2 separate regions of the Homo sapiens genome follow, and region 2 is linked to region 1. A link is an interaction called in ENCODE POLR2A ChIA-PET data of the cell type or tissue named here. Cell type or tissue: OCI-LY7. All regions are shown on one strand.

Region 1 (4,000 bases):
AATGCTATGCCAAAAAAGAAGGAAGCAAAGGATTATGCCTAAACATATTTCCTCAAATGGTTTGTTAAAACAATTGAAGCTGTGAAAACATATTGAGTGCAAACTTGTATACAGCTAAAAGAGTTCTCACTTTTGCACTTCATCATCAATCTTGAGTTGAGTGATGATCATGGGTGACATGTGTCATCTGCTTTGGGGTCAGTGCTTGCAGCAGTTGGAGAAGCTGACGTTTAGTTTTATCCACAATCTATCTACAAAGCTGCACAGGGAGAGAAAAGACAGCAGATCTACTTTGCTTCAATCAGAGTATCTTTTGTGATCCAGAGACATTTTATTGTTTGCTAGAGAAGCATGGTGAAAGGAAAGGTGAATGGGAGTCAGTTTACCTGAGAAAAGCAAATGATACAAAATCAGGGACTAGCCAATAGCAAAGAAGACTTCAGGAAACATCACAGGAAGACAGAGCCCTGAATAGGAACTGATACCTGGGCGGGTTCTAATGGTTAGCAACCACTTTCAGTAAAAAAGGAAGAGGAAGAACAAGGCATAGCCAGAGCTCTATCAGTTCAGCGTGTGGAAGGTAGGAAAACAAAAAGGCAGCCCTCCAAAATGCTAATCTAGCTGTTTTGATGCCTCTCACTGAGGGCTCTGAATTTAAATATGTTTTAAATGGGAAGCTGATCAGCTACCTTCCCTGATATGCTCTTGGCGCTTCCAGCAGAACCTGCCAGGTGGGTTTCACTGAGAGGCGCACAAAAGCAGAGACCATTGCTTGCTGCCATGATGCTAGTGTTGATCTGCAGATCTCTACTTGTCATCTGCTAAACAACTGTGAGCTGTCACTCCAGCCGTGAGAAGGCAGCTTCCTTGTCATGGCACTTAGATTCCAGGCTCTGACTTTAATGCCTGCATGAGTTTGTTTAAAGCAGCTTGTCCAAAATTTGACTGCAACCTGTACACATAATCTTTTCCTGAAAAAAGCCACCTACATTTAACACAGGCAACTGTGCACATGGGCAGAAGGGTAGCTATCTGGAACCTAGAGAAAAATATTGCTGCCTGGCCCCAAATATTACACCATTCCCCAATTCCTGACATTTTTAGCTCAAAGTCCTTTATTTGGGCTAAAACAACATCTTCCCAAAGGCTTAAATTAAAATGCAAATATGTTACCTGGAAGGGGAAATTATTCAAGTTTACTAACGCATTAGTGAGGATTGGTTTTTCTGATTAGAAAAAGTGTCTTTTTAAAATGCAGCATCCTAAAAGACTAGAATATACCCTTTGGATGGTTGGTTGGGGTGAGGGAGAGGGAGAGAAAGGACCCAGCACCCAAGATTTTAACTAGAGAGAGTGAATGGCATATCAGCTGAGCATGTTCTGAACGTCAGGGGCCTTTACATATTTTAGTTAATCTTTATACCAACCATACGAGGTACATTTAGCATCTTCACCTTATAGATAAGGAAACCAAGGCTCAGGCATTTAAAATAACTCTGATAAGTAGATATAGAGCCAAGAGTTATGCCTGGTTTGTTAGACTACAAAGCTAGTGTCCCAGGAAATGTCTGAAGGGGTTGGAGGGCTACCAGTGAGTAGATGAATTGACGGCAGCCTCTGCCTTTTCTATTCATCCAAACACCAAGGAGGAAGGAGGTAAAGTGAAGATGACCACACACTCCCAGAAAATTTAGACTATAGAAGATGTGTGGAAAGATAGACCTGTTACATTTTACTATTGTAAAATGTCACATGACTTTGTAGGGTGATGACAATATTGTATATCTTGATTCCAGTGTTTTTTATACATTTGTTACAACTTATCTAACTGTACACGTAGGACCTCTGCCTTTGAAGGCATATAATTATACTATGAAAATAAGTCATAGGTTTTACTTAAATCAAATACTTTTAGGACCAACTTCCAGGGTCTATGCTGGCTCTTACTTTCCCTCTTTGGTCACAATAGAGAAAAACAATTTCTTCAATTAAGGGAGTAAGATAGATCTTTGACTTGTACATGGCTACTACAGATGTCAGGAAAGAGTATTTTTTAATAGGGTCCGTGGAAGTTTGTGTGCCTTCCGATATCTCACTCATGAGCCTGGTGATAACCATGGCAGGAATTCATGCAGAAAAATTCTCTGTGATGATGGTCCTAGACTACAAAGAAAATCAATGTTAATTTGATAAGCATTAATTTGTAATCCAACATCCAAAGTAAATTCATGCATCCCTTGAATGTCAAATTCATTTAAAAAATAATGCTAACCGGATTCTCTTTCAAAAGTCTAAATATAGTTAAATAAGGCTTGTAGTGCAATGCTTGTAGAACAATGTAATTATTGTGGTCTTCATATACTTGCTTATTAATTGACTATTGAAATTGGAAAAGCATTTCCATAATTAATCTCATGTCATTTTCCAATTATAAATTTGCTATAGCGAATTTATAATTCACTGATGCAGCCTCAAAGGAACTGAAGGTGATGGCTTGTTTTGGGGAATGGAGTATTTTCTGAGACAATCCAGGATAGTTGCCTGATCAATACAGTATTTTGCTTTTTGAAATCCTATGCACAGAGGGAGTAAAGTGAAAGCAGCGTGAAAGTATTGTTTCAAGCTATCTTTGAATAGGTTGAAAAAGGTGAGATTTTGTGGGAAGAGTGGAAACCCAGTGTGATCAGATATACTGTAGAGTTTATCTAGACAGCTCAGAACATGCTCTGAAGCTGAACGGCACACCAGCTGCAATATAAGCTCTTTACACCTCAATGTGTTAAATTTGCCGTAGGCCACCCAAGATGCCAAAGGCTTAAGAGTAGATGAAAAAAGATGGTGTATTAGTCTGTTTTCATGCTGCTAATAAAGACATACCTGAGACTGGGTAATTTATAACGGAACGAGATTTAATTGACTCACAGTTCCACATGGCTGGGGAGGCCTCACAATCATGATGGGAGGTGAATGAAGAGCAAATTCATGTCTTAATGGCATCAAGCAAGAAAGCTTGTGTGGGGGAACTCCCCTTTATAAAATCATCTGATCTTGTGAGACTTATTCACTATCACAAGAACAGCATGGGAAAGACTCACCCCCGTGATTCAATTACCTCCCACCCAGTCCTTCCCACTGCATGTGGGAATTATGGGAGCTACAATTCAAGATGAGATTTGGGTGGGGACACAGCAAAACCATATCAGATGGTGACCATCTCTTTGAAATCTGAAGAACACCATGATGACCACCTGTATCTATCCAGTAAATCTAAGCCTTTTAGTTTGGTCAAAATAAGCCAAAGATTAAAGGTCTTTATTATATTGCAGTAAAAACAGTTAACATGAGATTTACCCTCTGAATAAATTTTTAAGTATGTAATTCATTATTGTTGACTATAGGTATAATGCTGTACAGCACATCACCAGAGCTTGTTCATCTTGCTTGACTGAAACTTTACACCATATGATTAACAACTCCCATTTCCCCCTCTCCCCAGCTCCTGACAACCATCATTCTATTATTTGATTCTATGAACCTGACTATTTTAGATACCTCATATAAGTGGAATCATGTACTTTCTATGACTGGCTTATTTCGCTTAGCATGATTTCCTCAAGTTTCATGTATGTTGTTGCATTTTGCAGAATTTCCTTCTTTTTTCAGGCTGAATAACAATTTATTGCATGTGTGTACCACATTTTGTTTATATATTCATCTGTTGATAGAGATTTAGGTTGCTTCCACATCTTGCTATTGTGAATCATGCTGCAATGAACACAAAAGTACTAATAACTTTTCAAGATCTGATTTCAATTCTTTTGGAAAAACACCCAAAAGTAGGATTGCCAGATCATGTGGTATTTTCTATTATTAACTTTTTGAGGAAACTTCATGTTGTTTTACACAATATTTATACTACTTTATACACCCACCAACAGTGTATGAGGGTTGATGAGGATAAAACCATATCATCACCAACACTTATTGTCTCATCTTTTTT
Region 2 (4,000 bases), 380 kb after region 1:
TATGTCTGTATAGATGCATGGAAAACTTTTGGAAGGCAGGAAGGTTTTAATAGTAATTACTCCAGCAGTATCATCCAGTGTCGGGGTTGAGAAGGAGGAGTTTTTAAAATTTTTTTACCCTTTCCGATAGCTCTTACTTTTGCCGCAAACATGGATACTAATTTAAAATAACTACGTTTTTATTCATATTTTTGTCAGTAAAGTCTAAATTCTTCCAAACAACTAATTCTAGTTAAAGAACACATTTAAGAGCAGTTTATTAATAAGAACATCATTCCCATTTCAATAAGTAAAACTTTTCAACAGTTTACTATTAAAAGAGCAAGCAAATACTTCTCAGTGCCTTTGAAAGTCGTGAGCTATCAAAATAATACCCCAAGTACTAATAAAACATAATCACTAGTGAGCAGTTTGGAAATGGTTCAATACTAGGTAATATCCCAGAAAGACAAAAGTATAACCATACTTCTAGATATAAGAGAGTCGGGTGATTATTTATACAATTAAGACATCTTTACCGTATGTTTGAGGGAAATTTGATGTATCCACTACCCAGAAACTTGATAACAAATTAGGTTAATAGAAACAGTTAATTGAGATGGAAACCAGGGATAGCTGTAGTTGTGATAAATAGGTGAAAACACTACTTATTTTTTGTTCTGAGGAATCCTAAGAAAAAAATTAAGATAAATATTTTTCTAAGGAGTATTAAAGAGTTACTAAAATAGACATGCTGAATATATATCCTAACATTTTGTGTGCATAAAGTTCTCTTATTCATCTAATTAATGGAATACTGAGCTGATTAATAATTGCAAAGTACTTTGAAAATATATAAAATGTTCAAGGATAAGTCATAATACCATGACAGGAAAGGCTGTATAAACTAATTTTCTTTTTTGTTATTAATAGGATTCATTTTTTCTTTAACTTCCCATTTATAGTGTCTTCTACCATCCTTTCAAAGAGAAGAAAGCTAAAGGGACAAGACAATCAAAACAAGAGTTTTAAAAGATTTTTTTATCATGCAGATTAGGCAGTGTATATGACTTTGCCATAAAGAAAACTGACAGTCTTGCAGATAAAGGAGATAAGGAAAGTTGGAATTTCTTTAAAAATGGAATTCGAGGCCGGGCGCGGTGGCTCACGCCTGTAATCCCAGCACTTTGGGAGGCCGAGACGGGCGGATCACGAGGTCAGGAGATCGAGACCATCCTGGCTGACACGGTGAAACCCCGTCTCTACTAAAAATACAAAAATTAGCCGGGCATGGTGGCGTGCGCCTGTAGTCCCAGCTACTCGGGAGGCTGAGGCAGGAGAATGGCGTGAACCCGGGAGGCGGAGCTTGCAGTGAGTCGAGATCGCGCCACTGCGCTCCAGCCTGGGCGACAGAGCGAAACTCCGTGTCAAAAAAAAAAAAAAAAAAAAATTGGAATTCGATATTTTTACCTGTATTCTTTGTTGTTTCCCATCCACTAAAATGCCCTCTTGCCACAAAATTTTACATTCAACCAAGGCAGAGAAGTATTACCTTATCTAATGTAATTATTGTACCATCATCTCCACTTCCAAAATATAAATGATAAAAGGATGTTTCCATGCTTTTTATGCTGTGGGCTCACAGTATTCCTTTAGAATGAGATCTCTAAGAAAATGGAAACCGAGCTAACAAATATCTTAAGTCCAAATTTATGATAAATAGAAAATTCTAAAACTTCATGCCTGTAATCCCAGTTCTTTGGGAGGCCAAGACAGGAGGACCACTTGAAGCCAGAAGTTCAAGCCCAGCCTAGGCAACATAATGAGACCCTGTTTCTATTTTTTTAAAAAATTGTTTTAATTAGCTGAGCGCAGAGACACATGCCTGTAGTTAGTTAGTCCTGGCTACTAGGGAGGCTGAGGGGGTTGGATCACTTGAGCCCAGGAGTTCAAGGCTGCAGTGAGCTGTGATTGTGCCACTGCACTCCAGTCTGGGTGTCAGAGTGAGACCCTGCTTCTAAAAAACAAAATTTTGAAACTGAAGAGTTCTTATGAAAAAAATTCTTATTCCAGTCATCTTTTAAGCATGCAGGATCTTAAAATTTCTAAATAGACTATATTTTGTGATTTTAAGTATGTTTATGATACAGTAATTTTATGACATAGAGCATATATCGCACTTTTATGATATAAATGCAGTATATTAGAAATTTTAAGATTTGTCTGGCATAAAAGACTAACATTAGAAATTTTTCATAAGAATGAACTATCATCAGTGTTATAATTTTCTATTTATCATAAATTTGTAACTTAAAATTCCACATCAGCATTATAGAAATATTCATTTTAATGTGTTCAAGCTGTTTCATTTCCTCTTTCTAACTAGGGCCCTCATTTGAGCAGATGTAGAGTTGCAAACTTATTTATTGCGTAAGCACTTCCTTCTCAGTGGATTTGTTTCTGTCATATTCTTTATGGGGATATGTATTTGAGCTTTAATCTGCCTCTCTCCTTAATTTCTAGTGTTATGCCCCATTTAACTGGACTTTTTTTTCTTTATTGGGGTGTAGATTGTATTATAGTTTCTGTACACTTTCCCATTGTTTCAAAATACTGTCCTGAAAGATGTGTTTTTTGTGTGTTATAACCTTAGGGAAGTAGATTCCTTAGTAGCAGTAGTGATTTTCAAAATGTGGTTCCAAAGCCCATTTTTATTATTAGAAACATAAGGAAGCTTATTCAAGCCATCGATTCCTAGGCCATACTCCAAATCTCTGGAATAAAAATCTCTGGGGTGGAGCCTGGGAATTGGCATTTTTAACAAGTACCTCAGGTATTTCTTCGGCTCACTATAGGTTGAAACTTGCTTTCCTAGAATGAGGATTTTTGCATTAAATGTCTTTTCTGTATTTTTTATTACTTATTAGTGTCTAACTTGGATATTTATTATAAGATTGTATAATTACATTGCTAAACTATTCATTGGATTCAGGGCCTGCTTTGAAGTGAATAAAAATTATAAAAGAGCAATAAATCCATTTCCCATAACTAATCCATTAGTTTTAATTCCACTTGCTTGGGGGAAAGCCAGATCTCATTATGAACCTTACCACTGGCAAGCGTTGAAGGGATCTATTTTAATAGGAAGTGAATAGGAATCAATAAGAAAATAAAACCAAATCAGAATATTTTTGGAAAAGCAGAAGTACTTTTTTGAGAACAGTGGGAAAAACAATTACGAAAATGTGTTTGACTGACAGATATATTTTGAATGGTTTAAAAATGATATTAAGTTCCCACTAATGCCTGGTCCTATGGTAAATCCTTTATAGGGCACCTCAGGTAGAGTTCCTGCCATGTGGAATCTTAAATGTGATGTCAATGGTAGTGTTAAGAATTAACTATAACTAATACATGGATGGATCTATGCCATTTATGACAGAATGTAAGAAACTGATGAAGCTAAGTATTGCCTCAGATGCAAGAGAACAGTTCAGAGAAAGGAGCTAGGAAATACAGTACTGTACCTTCTTCTGAATGTTTGGGAAGGGCTCATGGAGCAATGGAGTTTCCAGAAGTCATTTAATGGAGAGACAGGGAGATTTGGAAGTCTTGGGAGAGTATTGGAAGCATAAGGGGTGGACTGTGAAGTCAGAATCCTAGAGTAAGGGCAAGTCGGTGGCCGCTGGGTGAGGCATGGGTGAAAGACCTCCAGGGTGGAAGCCTGGGGGACTGGGAGGAATTTTTCAGTAAACCATTCGAAATACAAGCAGGACCTAGGCTCTAGTGTACCTCTTGGGTAGAGGGAACAAATATGAACAGCACCACAGAGAAGAGATACCCAGACTTTGGTAAGTTACTGCATTTGAAGGCCGGAAGAACAGAGTGAATACAGTAATGATCACATAGTAAATGTGGAAAAAAAGAAAAGGGTATTTTCCATGTTTATATTGATAAACCATATACAATTAGAGTTAGTGTTAATGAGATGTGGAGCTTAGTTAAGGCTTCATAATGTTTC

What was found. ChIA-PET counts read pairs that join two places held together with the same protein. Peaks named below come from ENCODE experiments on the same cell type or tissue, not always from the same donor. Only the 100,000 strongest peaks of a DNase experiment are listed, where the experiment ranks them.
Region 2: POLR2A ChIA-PET joins it to region 1 with 5 read pairs; 2 of 35 experiments call an interaction of 5 or more read pairs at or near these places.

The regions. Positions count from the first base shown.
Region 1 is chr18:5,821,302-5,825,301 of GRCh38, reverse strand. The region is part of intron 4 of MIR3976HG (MIR3976 host gene); the gene reads right to left. Among named protein-coding and RNA genes, the nearest start is that of MIR3976, 17 kb to the left of the region's middle. In OCI-LY7, no CTCF peak of the experiment used is centred here; no DNase peak of the experiment used is centred here.
Region 2 is chr18:5,438,892-5,442,891 of GRCh38, reverse strand. The region is part of intron 5 of EPB41L3 (erythrocyte membrane protein band 4.1 like 3); the gene reads left to right. Among named protein-coding and RNA genes, the nearest start is that of EPB41L3, 100 kb to the left of the region's middle. In OCI-LY7, no CTCF peak of the experiment used is centred here; a DNase peak (open chromatin) is centred at 2,391.